Regions from separate parts of the Homo sapiens genome. Here region 2 is linked to region 1. A link is an interaction called in ENCODE POLR2A ChIA-PET data of the cell type or tissue named here. Cell type or tissue: Panc1. All regions are shown on one strand. Each heading gives the region's core, and the rest is flanking DNA. Links, peaks and the distances in the headings are about the cores only. Region 1 overlaps KLHL15 (kelch like family member 15). Region 2 overlaps SAT1-DT (SAT1 divergent transcript).

What was found. ChIA-PET counts read pairs that join two places held together with the same protein. Peaks named below come from ENCODE experiments on the same cell type or tissue, not always from the same donor. Only the 100,000 strongest peaks of a DNase experiment are listed, where the experiment ranks them.
Region 2: POLR2A ChIA-PET joins it to region 1 with 10 read pairs; 2 of 35 experiments call an interaction of 5 or more read pairs at or near these places.

The regions. Positions count from the first base shown.
Region 1 is chrX:23,996,390-24,001,766 of GRCh38, reverse strand. All of the region lies in intron 3 of KLHL15 (kelch like family member 15), which reads left to right. Among named protein-coding and RNA genes, the nearest start is that of KLHL15, 28 kb to the left of the region's middle. In Panc1, for the core only: no CTCF peak of the experiment used is centred there; no DNase peak of the experiment used is centred there.
Region 2 is chrX:23,756,946-23,762,322 of GRCh38, reverse strand. All of the region lies in intron 4 of SAT1-DT (SAT1 divergent transcript), which reads left to right. Among named protein-coding and RNA genes, the nearest start is that of ACOT9, 16 kb to the right of the region's middle. In Panc1, for the core only: no CTCF peak of the experiment used is centred there; no DNase peak of the experiment used is centred there; H3K27ac peaks cover 875 bases.

The sequences.
Region 1 (5,377 bases), core at 160-5,159:
AGTGGGGTGATCTTGGCTCACTGCAACCTCCGCCCCCCGGGTTCAAGCGATTCTCCTGCCTCAGCCTCCCGAGTAGCTGGAATTACAGGTGTGTGCCATCACGCCCTGCTAATTTTTGTGTTTTTAGTAGAGATGGGGTTTTGCCATGTTGGCCAGGCTGGTCTCAAACTCCTGACCTCAAGTGATCTGCCCACCTCGGCCCCCCAAAGTGCTGGGATTACAGGCTTGAGCCACCACGCCCAGCCTATGCTTGACTTTTTTTGTACATAAAAGATTTTTAAAGCAAAATTGTTAAATTATTCATTAAAATACCCATATGTTGATTCTCTAGTACAGTGACATTTTAATATTTTTGAACCCAGGGTATCTTCAGTATTATAAATATGCATAAGGTAAGATTCAGCATCCCAATGATCCCCTTAGAAATTGTATTAATATGTAAAATACAGTATCTTACATAATCATAAAATCTTTTCACTTTCTCAGAGGGAAAGAAATCTATTTTAAATCCGATAAAGAGAAAAAACACATTAGTTCAGCTTTGTATTTAGGATTTTATAGTTCATTTTTCATTGGCTATTAAGGAAGTAGATTATATAGAAGTATTCTGCTTTAAATACAGCCATCATGCTTATTCCAAATATTTTATTTTATAAACTGGCTCATGATAGACCCCCTAATGTACTTTTTTCCCCAGTCTGTTAAATGTAATTCAGTATATCCCCCCAAAATTGGATTTCTGTAACTTACAGAGAATTTATTATAAGAATATTCACAACTTTGGGCCGGGTGAAATTGAGGTACATTTTTAAATGTGTATTTAAAAGCTACATTTTAAAATGGGGGACATTTATTGTCCTTAATATAATCTCATGCTTAGGTGGTAATGCTGTTCTGGTTAATTGAGGCACAACCCATTTGGTAAATGAAATTGCCTGGGCAAAGCCACATCTATGTAAACTGTAGGTGCTGTATGCCCCTCCAGAATTCCTTCACTTAGGCATTGGAACATGTTTTAACTAATCCAGCACTTGACCAATGCAAAATTTCTGTCCAGGAAACCATCAACTGCAGTGTTACCATAATTTAGCCAAAAACTCTTTGGAAAAAAACAGTTCATTTATATCTAATGACTTCAGCTAGAGCCAGATAAATCTAGAGAAGTAGAAATTTCCCTCTAACCCTCAGTTTTGGAAGTACATGAGAAATATAAGCCCTCAGTTTTAGAAATATGTGAGAAATATAAGCAGTGCTGTGTTTGACACTAACAAACTTTTTTTATTATTTATTTATTTATTTATTTTGAGATGGAGTCTCACAGGCTGGAGTGCAGTGGCACAATTTCTGCTCACCGCAACCTCCAACTCCCTGGTTCAAGTGATTCTCCTGCCTCAGCCTCCCAAGTAGCTGGGGTTACAGGCACGCACCACCACGCCCAGCTAATTTTTGTATTTTTAGTAGAGACGGGGTTTCACCATGTTTCTCGATCTCCTGACCTCATGATCTGCCTGCCTCAGCCTCCCAAAGTGCTGGGATTACAGGTGTGAGCCACCATACCCGGCCGGGCCAACTTTTTAAAAGATAGTAACCTTTATTTCAAATGTGAAATTTGATTAGAATTTCTAATAAGCTTGAGTTGTTTTTGAAAAAGTTCTAAATCTCCTTCAGATACCAGATAATATGCAGCTAGAACTTGAAATTGCTTAAATTAACAATGAACTCACCTCTTGGAGTGAAAGCATAGAGATGAGCAGGTTTTCTGTTAGAAACTAGGTCAGTGGGTTAAGTGTACTTTCTCAGTTAACTTAATGTCTTTTTCTGCATCGGACTCCTTTTTGCCAACCCTTCCTCCCCAACCCCATGGACTTTGGAAGATTGTAATTAACGCATGTGCAGTTCTTTCGAAATCACGCAAGGTGTTTTTCTCCTCTAAAGTTTTCTGCCTTTTATGTATAGATGTAGAGTGTTCTTATTTTCTACCTTTGACTCGCATTCACTCCAGGTTCACAGATTCCTGAAGAGTGCCTGTAATCTAGGTGTTGACTACTATTAGGGCCTTAGGAAGGAAAGATAGTATCTTGGGGAGTGTATTAGACAGACAGGAACCTATTGAAAATTGGAGTGTAAAAGTTCAATCTTACTTGCTGATTCTCTCTTTTTTTTTTTTTTTTTGAGACGGAGTCTCGCTCTTTCGCCCAGGCAGGACTGCAGTGGCGCTATCTCGGCTCACTGCAAGCTCCGCCTCCCAGGTTCATGCCATTCTCCTGTGTCAGCCTCCCGAGTAGCTGGGATTACAGGCGCCCGCCACCGCGCCCGGCTAATTTCTTGTATTTTTAGTAGAGACGGGGTTTCACCGTGTTAGCCAAGATGGTATCGATCTCCTGACCTCGTGATCCGTCTGCCTCGGCCTCCCAAAGTGCTGGGATTACAGGCATGAGCCACCGCGCCAGGCCTCTCTTTTTAAATTAAAGATGAAAACAAGCATAGGACAATTGGAAATTAAAAAGGAAGACGTGGAACAGGGACAGCTTTCTTGACATTTAAAAGGAGAAAACCGTGGCCAAGCGCAGTGGCTCACGCCTGTAATCCCAGCACTTTGGGAGGCCAAGGTGGGCAGATCACCTGAGGTCAGGCGTTTGAGACCAGCCTGGCCAACATGGTGAAACTCCGTCTCTACTAAAAATACAAATAAATTTGCTGGGCTTGGTGGCAGGCGCCTGTAATCCCAGCTACACGGGAGGCTGAGGCAGGAGAATCCGCTTGAACCCAGGAGGCGGAGGTTGCAGTGAGCCGAGACTGCACCACTGCACTCCAGCCTGGGCAGCAAGAGCGAAACTCCGTCTCAATCAATAAATAAATACATTTAAAAAAATGAGGAAACTCTTAAGAAATTGGAAGAAAAAAACAAATGATAAGCAGAAATTGAAAAGGATCAGAGAGTCTGGAAATGACTGGAGAAAAGGTTTGGAGCAGGAAAGGAAGAAGGGGAAGTACTATGAGTTAAGGCTTTTAAGTTTTAGTTCCAAATTTATTATTCAGAAAATGCCACTTGTGTAATAGGTAAGCATTGTTCATTCAAAAGTTAGTTTTAGGATGAAACCTTTTATTTGGCTTTCCTGTTCTATCATAAATAGGAAAATAAAATCCCTCATAAGTTGTGAATTCTAGAACTTAGTTGTACTATCTAAATATTAATATAACCAGAAAATAAAAAGATGGTCCTAAGTCACACCTGTAATCCCAGCACTTTGGGACGCCGAGGCGGGCAGATCACGAGTTCAGGAGATCGAGACCATCCTGGCTAACACAGTGAAACCCCGTCTCTACTAAAAAATACAAAAAATTAGCCGGGCATGGTGGTGGGCACCTGTAGTCCCAGCTACTCGGGAGGCTGAGGCAGGAGAATGGCATGAACCCAGGAGGTGGAGCATGCAGTGAGCCAAGATCGCGCCACTGCACTCCAGCCTGGGCAACAGCAAGACTCCGTCTCACACACACACAAAAATTGCTGGGCACGGTGGCACACGCCTGTAATCGCAGCACTTTGGGAAGCCAAGGCGGGCGGATCACAAGGTCAGGAGTTCGAGACCAGCCTGACCAACATGGCGAAACCTCATCTCTACTAAAAATACAAAAATTAGCCAGGCCATGGTGGTGCGTGCCTGTAATCCCAGCTACTGAGGAGGCTGAGGCAGGAGAATCACTTGAACCTGGGAGGCGGAGGTTGCAGTGCGCTGAGATTGTGCCACTGCACTCCAGCCTGGGTGACAGAGTGAGACTCCGTCTCAAACATTATTTTCTACCTCGGAGGCTTATTAGGGTTTTTTGTTTGTTTTTTTGGTAGGGATGGGGTTTTGCTGTGTTGTCTTGGCTGGTCTCAACTCCTGGCTGGTCTCCTGGCATCAAGCCGTCCTCCCGCCTCAGCCTCCCAAAGTGCTGGGATTACAGGCATGAGCCATGGCACTTAGCTGAGGCTTGTTAGTTTCTTTTTCTAAAATTTAAAAAAAAAAAATTTTTTTTTTTTTTTTTTTTTTTTGAGACAGAGTCTCACTCTGTTGACCAGGCTGAAGTGGAATGGCACAATCTCAGCTCCCTGCAACCTCCACCTCCCGGGTTCAAGTGATTCTCCTGCCTCAGCCTCCCGAGTAGCTGGGACTACGGGTGCACACCACCACGCCCAGATAATTTTTGTATTTTTAGTAGAGATGTGGTTTTACCATGTTGGCCAGGCTGGTCTTGAACTCCTGAGCTCAGGTGTTCACCTGCCTCCCTAAGTGCTAAGTCTACAGGCGTGAGCCACCCCGCCTGGCCAAAAATTTTATTTTTTTAGAGACGAGGTTTTGCCTTGTTGCCCAGGCTGCAGTGCAGTGGCACCATCATAGCTCACTGCTGCCTTGAATCCCTGGGCTCAAGTGATCCTCCCACCTTGGCCTCCTGAGTAGCTGGGACTACAGGGGCACACCACTATGCCCAGCCTTTTACATTTCTAATAGTGTTCTATTACTATTGCACTGAAATTTGAAGGAAATTAGACTTTGTAAGCACATTTATTCTTTAAGTATTTTTTACTCTCTAAAAGGGTTGAAGGGATAGAGAACTTTACCAAATTGTGCTAAAACTCTCTTGCCCTGAGGGCACCTCTCCCTCACCCCTATTTACCCTGGTCACTTTACTTCTGAAGTTCACTTCTGAAGTTCAGTTCATTTTTGACTTTGCCTGCTTGGAGAGAAGAGGGTGAGTAAATTCTTACTACGATTTATCTTTATTTACCATTTGGTATTGACTATAAATACAGTATGACTGAAAGGATTTATGCTTAGCATGAACTGATTTTTCATAGCTTTATCCTTGGTCATTAACTCAGTTTTTCAGGACAAAGGGATTGATTAAAGGCATATTGCACCTAGCTTTTTTTGTGATGATTTTGTTTTACGTAAATCAATATAAGCTTTAGTTCTGAGCAAGATTTTACAAATAAAGACTTCTCATACCAGGGTACATAGTTTTGCAATATAGCATCTAAAGACTGCTCCATGTTTTACTGAGAATCAAAATTATATCAAATGTAGCTGATACAGGGTTTTTTTGTTTTGTTTTGTTTTTTGAGATGGAGTCTCGCTCTGTCATCCAAGCTGGAGTGCAGCGGTGCGATCTCGGCTCACTGCAACCTCTGCCTCCCGGGATCAAGCGATTCTCCTACCTCAGCCTCCTGAGTAGCTGGAATTACAGGTGCCCCCCACCACGCCCAGCTAATTTTTGTATTTTTAGTAGAGACAGGGTTTCGCCATGTTTGCCAGGCTAGTCTCGAACTCCTGACCTCATGATCCGCTCGCCTGGCCTCCCAAAGTGTTGGGATTACAGGCGTGAGCCACCACGC
Region 2 (5,377 bases), core at 378-5,377, 240 kb after region 1:
GGCACAGTGGCTCACACCTGTAATCCTAGCACTTTGGGAGGCTGAGGCGAGTGGATCACTTGAGGTCAGGAGTTCAAAATTAGCCTGGCCAACATGGTGAAACCTCGTCTATACTAAAAATACAAAAAATTAGTGGGGCAGCCGGGCGTGGTGGCTCATGCCTGTAATCCCAGGACTTTGGGAGGCTGAGGCAGGTGGATCACCTGAGGTCAGGAGTTTGAGACCAGCCTGGCCAACATGGTGAAACCCCGTCTCTACTAAAAATACAAAAATTTTAGCCAGGCATGGTGGTGTATGCCTGTAATCCTAGCTACTCAAGAGGCTGAGGCAAGAGAATCACTTGAACCCGGGAAGCGGAGGTTGCAGAGAGCCGAGATTGCGCCATTGTACTCCAGCCTGGGCAACAGAGTGAAACTCAGTCTCAAAAAAAAAAAAAAAAAAAAAAAAAAAAAAAAAAAAAAAAAAGAAGGGAATGGCTTAGGGTAGGCAACTAAAGGTTTTATTAGGTTCAGTCCTGGACACACAGAAAAAGAAGAACCTCAAAGGCCAAAATTAGCAAATTGGCACCACTCAAGCTGGTACTGCAGTGGGCACAAGAATACCCTGATGCAAGAACTTTAGTGGCTGAATCTTGAGACAGGGATCTGTATATATATATATATTTATATTTATTTATTTATTTTGAGACAGAGTCTCACTCTTTCACCAGGCTGGAGTGCAGTGGCGCGATCTTGGCTCACTGCAACCTCTGACTCCCTGGTTCAAGCAATTCTCCTGCCTCAGCCTCCCAAGTAGCTGGGATTATAGATGGGGTTTCACCATGTTGGCCAGGATGGTCTCCATCTTTTGCCCTCATGATCCGCCCACCTCGGCCTCTCAAAGTGCTGGGATTACAGGTGTGAGCCAATGCGCCCGGTCAGGTATCTGTATATTGTGGAGATAGATACATCAGTCTGTCTTTATTCATTCATTTGTTTAACAGATTTTTTTTACTGTGTCAGGTACTATTAAAATCTCTGGAATTATAACAGTAGAAAAATCAGACAAATCTTTACCATCATGGTGTTTACATTCTTGTGAATGTATCTTAGCTGAATGCAACTGATTTCATGTTCATCAATAAATCTTCTAGTTATAATTGGGCTTCTCATGACCCTCAAGCAGACCCACATCTCATTATAAATTAAAAAATTGAGGCCAGGCCGGGTGTGGTGGCTCATGTCTGTAATCCCAGCACTTTGGGAGGCCGAGGCGGGTGGATCATTTGAGGTCAGAAGTTCGAGACCAGCCTGGTCAACATGGTGAAACCCCGTCTCTACTAAAAATACAAAAACTAGCCGGGTAGTGGTGATATGTGCCTGTAATCCCAGCTACTTGGGAGGCTGAGGCAGGAGAATCTCTTGAGCCTAGGAAGTGGAGGTTGTGGTGAGCCAAGATTGCACCACTGCACTCCAGTCTGGGCGAGAGAGTGAGACCCTGTCTCAAAAAAAAAAAAAAAAAAAAAAAGGCTGGGTGTGGTGGCTCACGCCTGTAATGCCAGCACTTAGGGAGGCTGAGGCGGGTGGATCACAAGGATAGGAGTTTGAGACCAGCCTGACCAACATGGTGAAACCCCGTCTCTACTAAAAAATATAAAAATTAGCCGAGCATGGTGGTGTGCACCTATAATCCCAGCTACTCCGGAAGCTGAGGCAGGAGAATCACTTGAACCCAGGAGGTGGAGGTTGCAGTGAGCTGAGATTGCGCCATTGCACTCCAGCCTGGGTGACAGAGTGAGACTCCGTCTCAAAAAAAAAAAAAAATGAGGCCAGATGTGGTGGCTCAGGCCTGTAATCCCAGGAGGCTGAGGTGTGAGGATCACTTGAGCACAGGAGTTCGAGACCAGCCTGGACCACATAGGGAGACCTCGCCTCTACAAAAAAAAAATTAAAAAGTTAGCTGGGCATGGTGGTGTGCACCTGTGGTCCCAGCTACTTGGGAGGCTAAAGTGGGAGGATTGCTTGAGCTTGGGAGGTTGAGGCTGCAGTGAGCCATGACTGCACCACTGTACTTGAGCCTGGGTGACCAAGTGAGAGACCCTGTCTCAAAAAAAAAAATTGATATTCTAATTTCATGTATCAGTCTCTTGGCAAATGTGAGTCCTCCTACACACACAGATTTACCTTTAGTGAAGTGACAAATCAAGTTTCAGACTAGCATATCGGAGGGCCAGTATCTGAACCATGGTAAACTCAACAAGGCATTTCAATCCTGTGAGCCACTGTGGGAGACAAAGAGCCACACAGCTTTTTCCAGTTAATGACACCAACTGCTCAGGGTAGCCTTTCCCTTATTTAGAGTGTTTACACGTATTCATATATGTGAAAGGGATACAAGATGCAAATATTAAATTACAAGCATTTGAAATCTATCCAAGGAAGGAGTACTGACCTTGAAACTGATTTGGCAATGCATTATGAATTAATTGGATTAAAAATCATTCCTTGGAGCATTCAAAGTTAAAAAAAATTCCTGTTGACGGACATTTAGATTTGTTTTCTCTTTCTTTCTCCTCCCTCCCTCCCTCCCTCTTTCTTTCTCTCTCTCTTTCTTTCTCTCTTTCTTTCTTTCTTTCTTTCTTTCTTTCTTTTTTTCTTTCTACTTTCTTTCTTTCCTTCCCTCTTTCTTTCTTCTTTCTTTCTTGATGGAGTCTCGCTCTGTTGCCCAGGCTGGAATGCAGTGGCATGATCTCAGCTCACTGCAACCTCCACCTCCCGGGTTCAAGTGATTCTCCTGCCTCAGCCTCCCAAGTAGCTGGGATTACAGGCGTCTGCCACCAGGCCCGGCTAAATTTTTGTATTTTTAGTAGAGATGGGGTTTCACCATGTTGCTCAGGCTGGTTTCGAACTCCTGAGCTCAGGCAATCTGCCTGCCTCGGCCTCCCAAAGGGCTGGGATTCCAGGCGTGAGCCACTGCGCCTGGCCTTGTTTTTCTTTTCTTTGGCCATTTCAAACAATGTTGTTTGAAACAACATTCTTGTGTATGTCCTTGTGTATGGGGGCAAGAATTTATAGGGTATTTACCTAAGACTGGAGTGCTGGGTCACAGGGTATACACGTATTCAACTTTGTGAAATGGTGCTAACTTGCTCTCCAAAGTGATCATACCAATTTACAACCTGTACTAGCAGTGAATGAGAATTCTTGGTGCTCTTTGTTATCACCAACAGTTGATATTTTCAGACCTTTTGGTTTTGCTTATCTGATGGGTATGAAATGGCATCTTATCATGGTTTAAATTTGATTAATGTGATAGTGATCTTTTCATATGTTTATTGGCCATATATTTTTCTTCTTCTGTAAAATGCTAACTTATAACTTTTGTCCTTTTTTTCTTTGAGACAGTCTTCCTCTGTTGCCCAGGCTGGAGTGTAGTGGCGTGATCTCAGCTCCCTGCGACCTCTGCCTCCCGGGTTCAAGTGATTCTCCTGCCTCAGCCTCCCCAGTAGCTGGGATTACAGGCACCCGCCACCACGCCTGGCTAATTTTTTTGTATTTTTAGTAGAGATGGGGTTTCACCAAGTTGACCAGGCTCGTCTTGAACTCCTGAGCTCAGGTGATCTGCCTGCTTTGGCCTCCCAAAGTGCTGGGATTACAGATGTGAGCCACCATGCTGGGCTGACTTTTGTCCATTTTTGATTGACTTGTTTTTCTTTTTCTTATGCATTTGTAGTAGCCCTTTTATATAATTCATTATTCTAATCCCTCCCCTTTTGCTATTTTTGTTACAGACATGTACTGAATCTGTGGCTAGGATACTTTTTTGTCAATAGTGTCTTTGGTCACATGGAAGTCTTTCAATTTAAAGTAGTCAAGTTTGGCCAGGTGCAGTGGCTCATGCCTGTAATCGCAGCACTTGGAAGGCCGAGGTGGGAGGATCCCTTGAGTCCAGGAGTTTGAGACCAGCCTGGGCAACATGGCAGATCCTATCTCTACTAAAAATTAAAAAAATTAGTTGGGCACGGTGGTGCACACATGTGGTCCCAGCTACTCAGCAGGCTGAGGTGGGAGGATTCCTTGAGTCCAGTAAGTTGAGGATGCAGTGAGCTGTGATAGTGCCACTGCACTCCAACCTGGGCAATAGAGTGAGACCCTGTCTCAAAAAAAAAAAGTCAAATTTATCAATGCATTTTTAACTGAGACTATGTTATTGGGTACAAGCAAGTTCAAAGTTTTTATACTAATATTTTCATGGTGAATTTTTCCTTTTATCATGTTTGTGCCTCTTTATCTTTAGAGTGGTTTTTTATATTATTTATTTTTTATTTATTTTGTTCTATTTTATTTATGTATTTTTTTTTTTGAGATGGAGTTTTGCTCTTTTTGCCCTGGCTGGAGTGCAATGGCACGATCTCAGCTCACTGCAACCTCCACCTCCCTGGTTCAAGCGATTCTCCTGCCTCAGCCTCTCAAGTAGCTGAGATTACAGGCACATGCCACCATGCCTGGCTTATTTTGTATTTTTAGTAGAGATGGGGTTTCACCATGTTGGCCAGGCTGGTCTTGAACTCCTGACCTCAGGTGATCTCATCTTGGCCTCCTAAAGTGCTGGGATTACAGGCGTGAGCCACCGCGCCCAGCCAGTTTTATATTTTTAAATTTTATATGTTATTGTTTATTTATTTATTTATTTTTTTGAGAAAGGGTCTTGCTCTGTCACCCAGGCTGGAGTGCAGTGGTGTGATCACAGCTCACTGCAGCCTTGATCTCCTGGGCACAAGTGATCCTCTGCCTTAGCCTCCCGAGTAGCTGGGACTACAGGCGCATACCATCACCCTGGCTAATTAATACAGCTTTATTTATTTATTTATTTATTTATTTATTTATTTATTGAGGTGGAGTCTCACACTGTTGCCCAGACTGGAGTGTAGTGCTGCCATCTCCGCTCACTGCAACCTCCGCCTCCCGGGTTCCAGCGATTCTCCTGCCTCAGCCTCTTGAGTAGCTGGGATTACAGGCGCCCGCCACTACGCCCGACTAAGTTTTTGTATTTTTAGTAGAGATGGGGTTTCACTATGTTGGCCAGGCTGGTCTTGAATTCCTGACCTCGTGATCTTCCTGCCTCGGCCTCCCAAAGTGCTGGGATTACAGGAGTGAGCCACCGTGCCCAGCCAATACAGCTTTATTTTTGTAAGTATTTACCTGATAAGCGTTTTTCCTAATCTTTACTTTCAGTCTTACTGTATCTTCATGTCAGTGTCATATCAAGGACAAGACAGCAGAAATGGTCCACTCCAGTTGCAGATAGTAAAGACCCTGTAGCTCCAGCATCAGCTCACCTTTCTGGTTTTGAATTTCATGCTTATTACCATCCTGTCATCACCTACTGTTTCCATGGT